2 separate regions of the Mus musculus genome follow, and region 1 is linked to region 2. Evidence: chromatin contacts called from ENCODE POLR2A ChIA-PET data. All regions are on one chromosome and are shown on one strand. The core of a region is the stretch at or near the end of the contact, and the rest is flanking DNA. Distances in the headings are between cores, read along the strand shown.

The links. ChIA-PET counts read pairs that join two places held with the same protein, here RNA polymerase II (POLR2A).
Region 1: POLR2A ChIA-PET joins it to region 2 with 13 read pairs in embryonic stem cell. The contact joins the promoter of Uchl4 here to the promoter of Snapc5 in region 2. POLR2A ChIA-PET finds 5 or more read pairs at or near these places in 5 of 5 experiments (Patski and embryonic stem cell).

What each region holds. Positions count from the first base shown.
Region 1 is chr9:64,231,008-64,236,866 of GRCm38, reverse strand. It overlaps Uchl4 (ubiquitin carboxyl-terminal esterase L4), which reads right to left and starts at 1,666. Exons shown (of 1, transcript NM_033607.1): 1 at 505-1,666. The coding sequence starts at 1,628. The coding sequence ends at 927. The region is part of intron 1 of Map2k1 (mitogen-activated protein kinase kinase 1); the gene reads left to right.
Region 2 is chr9:64,176,129-64,181,594 of GRCm38, reverse strand. It overlaps Snapc5 (small nuclear RNA activating complex, polypeptide 5), which reads right to left and starts at 2,298. Exons shown (of 3, transcript NM_183316.2): 1 at 2,175-2,298; 2 at 1,007-1,096. The coding sequence starts at 2,264. Rpl4 (ribosomal protein L4) reads right to left here. Exons shown (of 10, transcript NM_024212.4): 5 at 5,379-5,466; 6 at 4,525-4,654; 7 at 4,118-4,274; 8 at 3,791-3,874; 9 at 3,578-3,698; 10 at 3,033-3,372. The coding sequence ends at 3,151. Gm23136 (a small nucleolar RNA gene) reads right to left here and starts at 4,934; the gene lies at 4,836-4,934. It overlaps LOC115487261 (a small nucleolar RNA gene), which reads right to left and starts at 4,472; the gene lies at 4,402-4,472.

The sequences.
Region 1 (5,859 bases), core at 417-2,916, 56 kb before region 2:
CTGGTAGTCTTGGTTCTATAAGAAAGCAGGCTGAGCAAGCCAGGTGAGGCAAGCCAGTAAAGAACATCCCTCCATGGCCTCTGCATCAGCTCCTGCTTCCTGACCTGCTTGAGTTCCAGTCCTGGCTTCCTTGGTGATGAACAGCAGTATGGAAGTGTAAGCCGAATAAACCCTTTCCTCACCAACTTGTTTCTTGGTCATGATGTTTGTGCAGGAATAGAAACCCCGACTAAGACAACTAGGATTGCAAAAATGTGCTGTATATCACTCATTTGTGTCTACTGATAAACCATGGTCACTGAGGGCTGCCAAGATGCCTTAGCAATTCAAGCCACCTGCCTGCTGATGCCCCTGGGAGCCACATGGTGGAAGGTGAGACCTGACTCTTGCTCAGTGGCACATGTGTACCCACAGACACATAAATGTAACAAAAGTAAAACTAAAAAATGTAGTCATTGAAGGCAAGGAAAGCTGCTTTCCCCAAGGACGGCGAGGCCTACGTTTCAGGAAAGACCGGGCTTCGTATCATAGTATATTAACATAGAGACTTTGGCAGATTATTATTCTTTTTTGTTTGTTTGTTGTTGTTGTTTATTTTTTGTTTTTCGAGATAGGATTTCTCTATGCAGCGCTGGCTGTCCTGGAACTTGCTTTGTAGACCAGGCTAGTCTAGAACTTGGAGAGCCACCTGCCTCTGTCTCCTGAGTACTGGGATTAAAGGTATACACCACCACTGCTGGGCTATTCTTGTACTAGAACATTCCTTCTACAACAGTTTCTTTTGCCTTGTTTGTTTGTTTGTTTGTTTCCACATAAAGTTTAATTAGTCAAGTTAATGAAAATATTAAAAATTTTGAGTTAGTTATGGCATCAGAAATTTAACTTTTGTTGCAAATAATACAGTATTTGGTGTTTCTGTCAAGATGCTATGCTGCCGAGAGAGCAATTGCATTAAATCTTAACTCATCAGGGTCACGTTCCATGAACTTCTTGCAAACTTTTATGACATCCTCTAACAACGTCTCATCGCTAGTTTTCCCATGGTTAATTGGAAATGGTTTCCATCCATCTAATTCATAGAGATGCCCATCTACATGTACTAACGCAATAAAATGAAGATCTACTTTTTCATCTATACTTGGTGCCTCAGTCTGACCTTCATGTGCACTGGTTTCATGAGTAACTCGAATAGCGTCATAGTTCTCCAGGTATTTGGCTCTCTCTTCAGGGCTCATTGATACAGACTCCTCCAGGAACTTTTTCAATGTTGACCCTGATTCAAAGTGCACCTTGTCTTTGTTGTTTGCAATGGCATGGATTAGTCCAATCGTTCCAATCGTTCCACAGGCATTGCTGATGGTTTGTTTCATAAAATATACTGATGATGTCACATCTTGTCCTTGAGATTTTATCTTTTCTTCCTCTTCTGTTCTGAAGACTTCATACTTTTCTGTGATAGGGAAGAGGAGTAACACTGCGCACACTGGTCTTGGTATGATGCTAAGAAGTTCAGACTCCATCCCGTACACATCAACAAACTGCCAGTTAGGATGCAGGCCTAATTGCTTGAGAAACTGGTTGGTGACCTCAGGGTTGGCCTCCAGTGGCAGCCAGCGTTGACCCTCCATGACTGCTCCGTCGGCCTCTCTCCAGCTCTGACCTTGCCTTGTTTAATATTGGTAACTAAATAACTCCTGGGTTAACCATAAATGGAATTTGTTGCATCCCTATTTCTGAGTGTGGTAATTAAAAAAAAAAATCTAAGCCATTTTCATATTAAAAAGCCTTACCATCTTTAGCAGGGAAAGATAAGGGGAAAGAGTTGGAAAAGTACCAGAAACAAGTGACAGGTGTTTTGGTGAGTTATGTTTCAGCTTGCTCTCCAGTCACAGGAGGAGTGTAAATTGCTGGTGATCATGTGAGGCAGAGGGGATGGAGGGTGAGCGGAAATCAGTGGTTCCGGAGGCACCGACCCTTCCATCACCAGAGGCTTGCCCACTGCTGGGGACCTGAGACAACTCCTGGGCAAGTTGCTTTCCTGATAGACAGGGCTGCCCATGGGGACTAAGGCTTGCTTTAGTCTTCAAGGTAATAAAAATGGATGTGTGCAAGAAGACTAGTAGGATGGAGTCCAAAGACTAAAGAGGAACTGGAGAAACAGCTGGCATTCACTGAGGGCTTTCTGGTCTCTGTAGTCACGGATATTCTACAAGAACGGTTACCAGAGTCCATTGTACCAGTTGGCGATGTGAAGCTCAGGGAAGCTTAGTAGTTTCATAGGGTTGTATAACTGGTAAGCTGTGGATCTAGGTTAGAGCCTAGGTCAGGCCTCGGCTAACATCATTCCCCACCCCACTGTGTAAAATGCAGGAGGATTTTGTAGTGTTGTACTTTTCTAAACTAGACATTACCCACATATAGCTATTTATATCTAAATTAACTAAAATTCAGTACAGTTTAAATACCAGTTTCTCAGCCATACTAGTTACCTTTAAAAGCCTTATTGGCCACTGTGGCAACTGTTTTGGGCAGCATACATGTAGACTATTTCTGTCATTGTATAATGTCTGTGAGTACTGGTCTAGAAGTCAACCATCTTGTCCTTTAGTTAATTCTTGCCCTTTTGCTTTGCAAAGGACAAAATGAAGGATGAGAAAAGAGGCAACTCATTCAACCAAAGAACACAGTTGATCCAGGCTCTTAGCCTGGCTGCACAGTGGAGTCTCCCGTGCCCTCTGTCTTTCCTTAAAACACAAACCGTAGAATTTAGAAGTAGTGATTTTTTTTTTTCTGTGCCTCCAGCTTCACTCCGTCTCTCTGTTGCTAGATTCTTTCTTCTGAAGCTTTTCTCTCAAGTTCAAAGGGTATATCCGAGTTGGCTTCCCCCAAGGAAATAAAAGATGTTTGTTGGAAAGGAATTCCACGCTTAATATATGAAGCGGCCCTTGGATCCCTTTGCTTCCTTCTTTGCCTTCCTTCCAGGCACTTTGTAATTGAACTTGCAGCTGCTAACCATCTGTCTTCCAAACAGTTCAGATGACAGAGGTTTGTGTGCCTCAAATGCTCGCAGCTGCCTGTTATTTGCTGTCCACATACATGGCATTTGTGTAGGCCAGATAGAATTAGATTATGACCAAAATGACAGTGGATCCCAGCATAGTGCTGGGATTGATTATAGGCATGTATCATCACACCTCGCCCCAGATTACAGTGTGGTTCTAATTCGTTTGTTAAAGATTAAGATACTTAATGTTCATTGAACTGATATTAGATATGTATCTTGTATACCAGGTACTGGTTTGCAAGATAGACTTTCTCTCTCTCTCTCTCTCTCTCTCTCTCTCTCCCTCCCTTCCTCCCTCCCTCCCTCTCTCCCTTCCTTCCTTTTTAAAGATTTATTTATTTATTATACATAAGTACACTGTAGCTGTCTTCAGACTCTCCAGAAGAGGGCATCAGATCTTGTTACAGATGGTTGTGAGCCACCATGTGGTTGCTGGGAATTGAACTCAGGACTTCAGAAGAGCAGTTGGTACTCTTAACCACTGAGCCATCTCTCCAGCCTAAGACTTTCTTTCTTTATTGAGGCAGAATTTACTATGAAGCTTTGATTGGCTTGTCTCTTTCTCCTAAGTGTTGGGACTCATAGCATGTCTCAACATGTCTGATCCTAAATGGAATTTAGGTGAAAACTGAAAAATGGGGCTAGATGTAGTGGTGCATGCTTTTAAGTTCAGCCCTTGGGAAGCAGAGGCAGGTTGGTCTCTGTAATTTCAAGGCCAGACTGATCTAAGTATCATACTATAGGCTAGTGAAGGTTACATAGTGAGACGCTGTCTGACTTACCAAAAAAAAAAAAAGAAATCTGAAAATTGCATTTAAATCTTATCTGAATTATGTTACTAGTATTTGCTATCTATGCATCTGCCTATTTAGTCTTTGAATTCAGTAAAGGCTTCTTTTAGATCTTAGCTCTGAAGTAAATTGAAGAATCATGTATAAATGTCCCTTGAGTCAAGCTATTAAAGACATTTAAATTATACTCTCCAGTGTCTAAATGGCAGTCTGAAGTGTATGTGTGTGCCTGTGGGGGATGGGCATGTGGGAGTAGAAAGGAGGCATTGTACTGAGATAATATTTTTAGGACGCCAGTGTAATTAGCAGACTTGGGGTTTAGAAAATTGCCCTTTAGAAGCTGAGAAATTAAAGTTTTGGGTTTCTTCTTAAATAAATGTTAAAGCTCCATGCCTGAATATGTTCGGAGCGATTAAAGTGGAGACACTGGAATAATGGAAAGTATCCAGAAAAGTCTCCTCCCGGAGTACAAAGACAGGAAGAGAAAGGACTTTAGTGATGATGGGAACAGCCGGCCGGGATCTCTTGGAGCTTTGACAGCTGATGATGTGGGTAGGAGCAGAGTATCCAGAGGAGCACTGTTCTGGGTCTGGTCTGTCTAATTTCTAGAAAGTTGAGATGGGCTGAGAATTTTTGTTAGCGGGCCCAGCTCCATAGCTACAGGATGGCCTCAGGAGAGAGCCGTGCTCTCCTCGGTGGTGCCCCTGTGGGTGCAGGCTGTTCAGTGCAAAGTCCAGCATCCTAAAGGAGTAGGAATGAATTGTCTCTTCTGTGGCCCATCTGAATTCAGAGGGGTCTAAAAGTCTTTAGCTTAAGCCTTAATGCTTTGGAATGGAGGTGCTATGTGTGAAGCGTGTGCTTTGAGCTCCTTCCCTGGTATAGCTGTTAGCTCGACATTTGACCATCTTTTGCCCAGGCTGCTTCTCTGTGGCGTGGTGGTGATGGTAATCGCTCTGTCTCTTAGGGTGTAGATCAGATGAGGTACCATTCAGCATACTTTCCAGTTCTAAGTAGGTAGATTTAATTTTATTCTTGGAAGGAACCCTGGAGATGTCCTTTTGTGGTCCTGTCGTTTGGCAGAGAAAGAATCTGGGTCTAGAAAGAAGGGTTAGAAGAAGTTGGCATGCACACAGCAGTTCTGTTTTGAATCTTGTGTTCTGAGTGGCACAGCCTCTGCTGGTGCTGCACAACAGAAAGGTTTGGCTCCAGCCAACTTAAATCTGAATTGTGATTCTGCTTCTTACTTACCATGTGGCCTTATGTGTATGCTCTTACATCCTTGAGTCTGTTTCCACATCTGTAAGATGAGCGTGAAAACATTTTTCCAGCAAAAAGGATTTCTAGACTGTGGTGTAAACAGTGTTCTGTGATTAACAGGACTGATGGTAATGGGCAGGGCTCGACCCCAGGCCAGGGACTTCACTCTCTCTCTCAGGTGAGCTGAGACAACGTTCTTAGTTTCCTGAGAGCCTCCGATGCTGGAACTCTTCAGCTGCTCTTTAGCCACACAGACTCAGGATAGAGACAACACCGGACATACTTGGAATTTTTTGTGATGTGCAGGAAGCAAAAGAATTATTTTCAGTGAAACAGGAGTCTGCAAAAGGCGCCTAGGAAACAACTGCCTAGTGCATCCTAATATAGACTCCTCTCGGCCTTGTTAGCTGGCCATCTGCCTGTCCAACACCACCAGGAAGCTCAGCTTTTTTCTCCACAGTGTAAGGAGGATTTCCTGGGCTTTGCATGCATGTGTGCCCTAGTGGAGAGTCCCAGTGAGGAAGGACAGTCTCTGGCATTTGTGACAGAAGACAGATGTTGGGGATCATCTAAACATCTTTCCCTGGCCCCTTACTCATACTGTCTTACTGGGGAGTCTCTTTGACATCCTCAGTAAGTATAGAAACCCACATGTATGTCATAATAAACTATAAGCCATCTCTTGGCTAAATCCATCACAGACCTTTCCTGCACTCCTGTCTAGGCAGTGGTCACCTACTCTGTGCA
Region 2 (5,466 bases), core at 1,049-3,548:
GTCTGATGTTCAATGGAGACGAACTTGCATTCACACACACCTATAAAAATATCTTTAAAGTTCAATTTTAGGTTCATCTTTTTATGACTTTCCTCTTTCTCGTTTCTCCCATTCCTGGAAAGCGGTGAGAATAAGTCCTTCATGTTTACTATGATCTTAACTTACCTACCATGCTCTTTTAGAAATCATCAGTAAAGTAACTGTGTAGGCTACATAGCTTATAAAGAATTCTCAAAGCACGGTATATTCAGGAACACTGTATTGGCTCTGTTGAAGGCAGTTGGTAAGCGTGAGTAGGGTAATACCTGCACCTCATCCTTAGCTTTGTACTTGAAGCCACACTTAACAGAGCAGCGACCATGACATAGTCCTAAAGAGAGCAGAGTTTCTAAACAGGATACGAGTGCACATGCCTGTAATCCCAGGAGGAGAGAAGAACATACGGTGGCTAGCCTGGGTACAAAAGACACTGCTTCAACAGAAGCCCCACCACAAACACACAACAACCACTGCTAGCTTGTTGGGGTTCCTTTGAGTAGCTGGAAAGGATGGAGTAATCTGAGACCTGGGTAGGCGAGGCATATTGGTGTACACTAGAAGAGTAGAGGCTGCCTAAACTTGACAAAGTATAAAAGATAAGCTATTGTCTGGATGATTAATATAGATTAGCTAATTACTGAACTACAAATTATGAGGGGCTGGAGATGCAGCTCACTGGTAGCGTACTTGCTATTGTCTGGATGATTAATATAGATTAGCTAATTACTGAACTACAAATTATGAGGGGCTGGAGATGCAGCTCACTGGTAGCGTACTTGCTTACCTTGTATGAAGTCCTAGGTTCAGTGTACAATAAATTCGCCCAGGCCCCCAAATATTTGAATGGTACTTCCCAGAGTCCTTTGGACTTGGTAATAATGTGCCATACAGCATTTGCCTGCCCAAAGAGCTCGGGCACAATGGGACTCTACACTCTCTCTGGAAGTCTGTACTTGACTAAACTTACATCACATAACTGTTCAGGTGCAGGCTGAGAAGACAGTGTCTCGGTCCTTCCTCGAGAATTTATCATGGATTGAAGGGCTAATTCTTCAACCTAGGAAAGAAAAGTCAAAGATATTTATTTCACTGAGTATTCTGCTGGGTTACTATAGTGAGTGAATTCCACTAGATGCCATATAGGTTGGCATCCCTGAACTGCTCTAGAAGGGGAGGGCAGCTTTACCTCCTCACCCCTTTCTTTCCCTATGAAGAGGTTCTTTGTAACACTGGCAGTCCTACAACTCAGTAGACCAAGCTGGCCTTGAATTTACAGATATCTACTTGCTTCTGCCTCCAAAGTGCTGGGATTAAAGGCAAGTGCCACTACACTAAGGTTAGAAATGTGGGAGGCAAGGGGATCATAAGTTTAAAACTAACCTGAGCTACACACTAGGTTCAAAGCATGCTTGGGTTACACAGGCGAGACCACTTCTCCCCTCCCTCACCCCAGGAGACAGCTGGTTCCACAGACACAGATGGATGTCCTATGATTGAGCTTGTCTACTCATTAATGAGAAAGTAAAGGCAGAATGTTAAAAAATGCACGTGTTTCCTGGTGCACCAGGGTAACTGCGTTTGGGAGGTCATCTTCAACACACGATCATGTACTTGTAAGAGGTTCTGTTGCAATAAGGGTGGGCAGTTTATAAATGCCCTGAGAAAAACTGCATATCGTTTTTTTACCACAAGTATACAAGTTCAGTTTATAAAGGGCTCCTCTAATCCTCATGTCACTTACATTTAAAGATCTTGCCCATGAGTGCTGACCAGGGATTACCATGATCATTTCACAGGGACCAAATTACCCCTATGTCTAGGACGTGATCAAAGCGCACCTAAATCTGCATCCGAGTCATTCTCTGTTCCCAGAAGAGTTACTGGGAACTCAAGCGGACAAGTTTCTTTCCCAGACTTCATTCGCGCCTCAAGCGGGTCTGAGATTCAGTACTAGCATGACAACACTAAAGCCCCCTCTAGTGCATATAAACAGCAGTAACCCGTGAGCCGGCGTGCTGGGTCGGGGTAGATGCGGGCTCAGGAGCTAAACCTGCTCAACACCTAGCGGCCTGGAGCTGTACCGCCGCGCTCCGTCGACGTCCCGAGGGGCTAGAGCTGGAAAGCTGTACGCTCACCTTGAGGCGGTTCAGTTGGTCGTGTAGAGCCGCCTTTAGACGCAGCAGGGTTTCCTCCTCCTTGCGGAGCTCCTGCAGTCGACTCAACATCCCCTTCCACTTCCTTAGGGCGCTGCCTTCTACTAGGCGCGCGGTGATGACGTCACCGCCGACTGCGGAGACCAGCGCCGGGCTGAGGGCTTACTTTCTCGTAGCTGTTTTCTGAAGGGCCAGTAGGGGCTTAGCTCCCACGATCTGAAAACAAAGTGGAATCCCAAAGAGCATGGAGATTCTTCAGTCCCTTGGTAATCCCTCACAGTAAATTGGCCCCACAGGCTTTAGGATAGCATTCATCTCAGCACCCTGTCACCTACTTTCCAAGTGACTTTAATCTCTGCAAAGGCTACTTATGCAGGCAGGAACCAAAATACCCAAAATACCTAAGCCTAGTAAGGACAGGAATGCTACTAACCTTTAGGAACTGCCTTGTCTCAGGGAGTGTTTTTACCCACGCTCATCATTATCTGCTAGCAGTTTTAACATCAAGGCAAGAGGAAACGATGATAATTCTAGGATGATCAGACTGATTCATACAAAGAACACTGCACCTCTACAGACACAGTGGCCATAGCTGTGGTGGTCCCGCCATTCCCTTTTACCATCATAGGCCCTCTAGTGGCTACCATAACTACACACTATTCATAGGACTTGGCCCCTAGCTATTTATCCCAAGTTCAGTTTATAAAGTAGACTACCATGTGGAACAAAGCAGCCTAGAGAATGAAATTTTATTTAAAAAATTTTGTTCTATAATTCTGATGACCTAAGTTTGACCATGAAGTCTCACATCTTGCCACTTGTTCTTCAAAAGGTTAATTTCAAGGGGCTTGGAAACATCCACAATTTAAGAGTCACACAAGGGTTTGTCACCACATGTTTGATTTATTGAAATATGCGGTCTCTACTTGCTCTCTGGAATTTAACAATTTTTAATAGTTTATGCAGCTGGCTTCTTTTCTTCTGTAGTAGGCTTCTTCTCTGCTGGTTTCTTGGCAACCACCTTTTTCCCTGCAGGCTTCTGCTTCTTGGCATCCACCTTCTTTCCTTTCTTGCCTACCGCTGGCTTCTTGTCTGCAGTCCCCTTCTCTGGAACAACCTTCTCGGATTTGGTTGCCAGTGCAGTAGCTGCTGCTTCCAGCTTTTTCACACGAAGTTTGTGCTGCAACAAAAACAAATAGAAAATTAAGAATCTTATCTTCAATGAGCGCATCGTGGTTCACATCTTTAACCCCAGTACCTGGGGAGGTAGAAACAAGTGTGTGTGGTTGGGGGGGGGGGGGGCGCCAGCGTCTTCATAGTAAGTTCCTGTCTTGGAAGGGGGCAATCTAATAAAAAAAAAAAATTGACACGCCAAACTGACTTACATTTCTGGCCTGGCGAAGAATGGTATTCCTGCGCATAGTCTTGGCGTAAGGGTTCAGCTTCAACATGATTCTCAGGTTCTTCAGTGGATTCTTCTTCAAGACTCTGCGATGAATCTTCTTGCTATCAAGAGGTAGCATTCATTAATCAACATGTATCCCTTTAATAGTCAAGGGGTCGTATCAAGTGTTAGACCTTAAGTTTTAAAACTCTACCGTGGTGCTCGGAGGGCTCTTTGGATTTCTGGGCTTTTCAAGATTCTGCTAAGGTCGGTGTTCATCATCTTGTGCATGGGCAGGCTGGGGGGAAGGAAGAGAGAAGTCCAAAGTCTCATTCTCTAACTGAACACAAAGCAGTACAAATTTTAATTTAAATGTTTCAACTCTCCAGATACAGAATAAACCTTTACATCTTCATTTAATAATCACAGGTGAGGCACATCCAAACAATGGAAAACGCAAACAAAATGTGAATGCAGAACTTATGGAGGATGTTAGTGCACACATTAGTCATTGACGTGTAATAAATAAGGGAAAACTCACTTATAGTTACTCTTGAGGGAAGCAGCCTTCCGCCAAGTGCCATACAGCTCATCCAACTTCCGGAAAGCACTCTCCGTCCAGATGCAGAAACGGCCCACATGCCCACCAGGAGCCAGTTTCAAAATGTTCAGCTTGCTTACATTAAGCAGAGTAATACCTTTAAGAGGAAGCAGAATCAGGAAGCCTGCATGCCCAACAGGAGAAATACAACTTCTATGGCTCCTCAAGCTACCTAGGGCACTTAGAAGCTCAAGCCATCATGGCTGGCGTAGCTCACTCACGTAGGACTCAGAACTTCCACAATATCATGTTATTTCAGAAACACGGACCATGAAGTGGAATTTCATCATAACCAAGCTAAGTGAGCCTGCACAGAATAGGCAGTTAAACCACGTGCAAGGATTTACCAGGGATGTTGCGGAAGGCCTTGATGATACCATTATCTTCATTATAGATGATGCAGGGCCCCCTGCGCTGGATCCGCCGTCGGTTTCTCATTTTGCCCTTGCCAGCTCTCATTCTCTGAGAGGCATAGACCTATAAAGTAAGTAGCTTTAGTATTCTGATCAAGACTTCCCACATCCTCAATCTTAGCAAAACGAAAAACTGTCTCAGCAGGCAAAGCAACTTTCAGCAGCCACACCTGACACTTTTATCCATGAAATTCACAACTTTCTGTTACCATTTCAAGTCTCAAATCTCAGTTAAAGTTTTGAGCTGCTCAGCAATAATTTTCGTCAACCTTCTGATTCAGCTTACTGACAGCAGGCAACTGTCACTGAAAACAGAGTAAGACGCAAATTACAACATCATTGCAAGCCCAAAAGCCCTTTCTGTACCCCCCCCAAAAGACAGCAAGACTTCTCTCCAATGTATTTACAGCCAGGCAGTGGTGGCACACACCTTTAATCCCAGAACTCAGGAGGCAGAGGCAGGCAGATTTCTTGAGTTTGAGGCCAGCCTGGTCTACAGAGTGAGTTCCAGGACAGCCAAGGCTACACAGAGAAACCCTGTCTCGAAACACCAAAAAAGTATTTACATGTCCATCTTCCTTTAAATACTACAAAACGCCATCTACACTGGATAGGTTACCTATAGGGAACTTGGGTTAACGCAACCACCCCTATCTTTGCTACTTTGGCTCTTTGAAAGGAAGTTTCTATATCCAATAAAAACTGAAGCCACCCACCCATTAAACCTCAACTTATCCTTTGAATCCAAATCTGCCAGTATGGAAGATCAGTGTATATGGTGAGCTTACCTTTTTGATGTCATTCCAAGCTTTGAGTTTCTTGAGCAGCTGAACAGCCTCCTTGGTCTTCTTGTAACCTTCAACCTTATCTTCAACC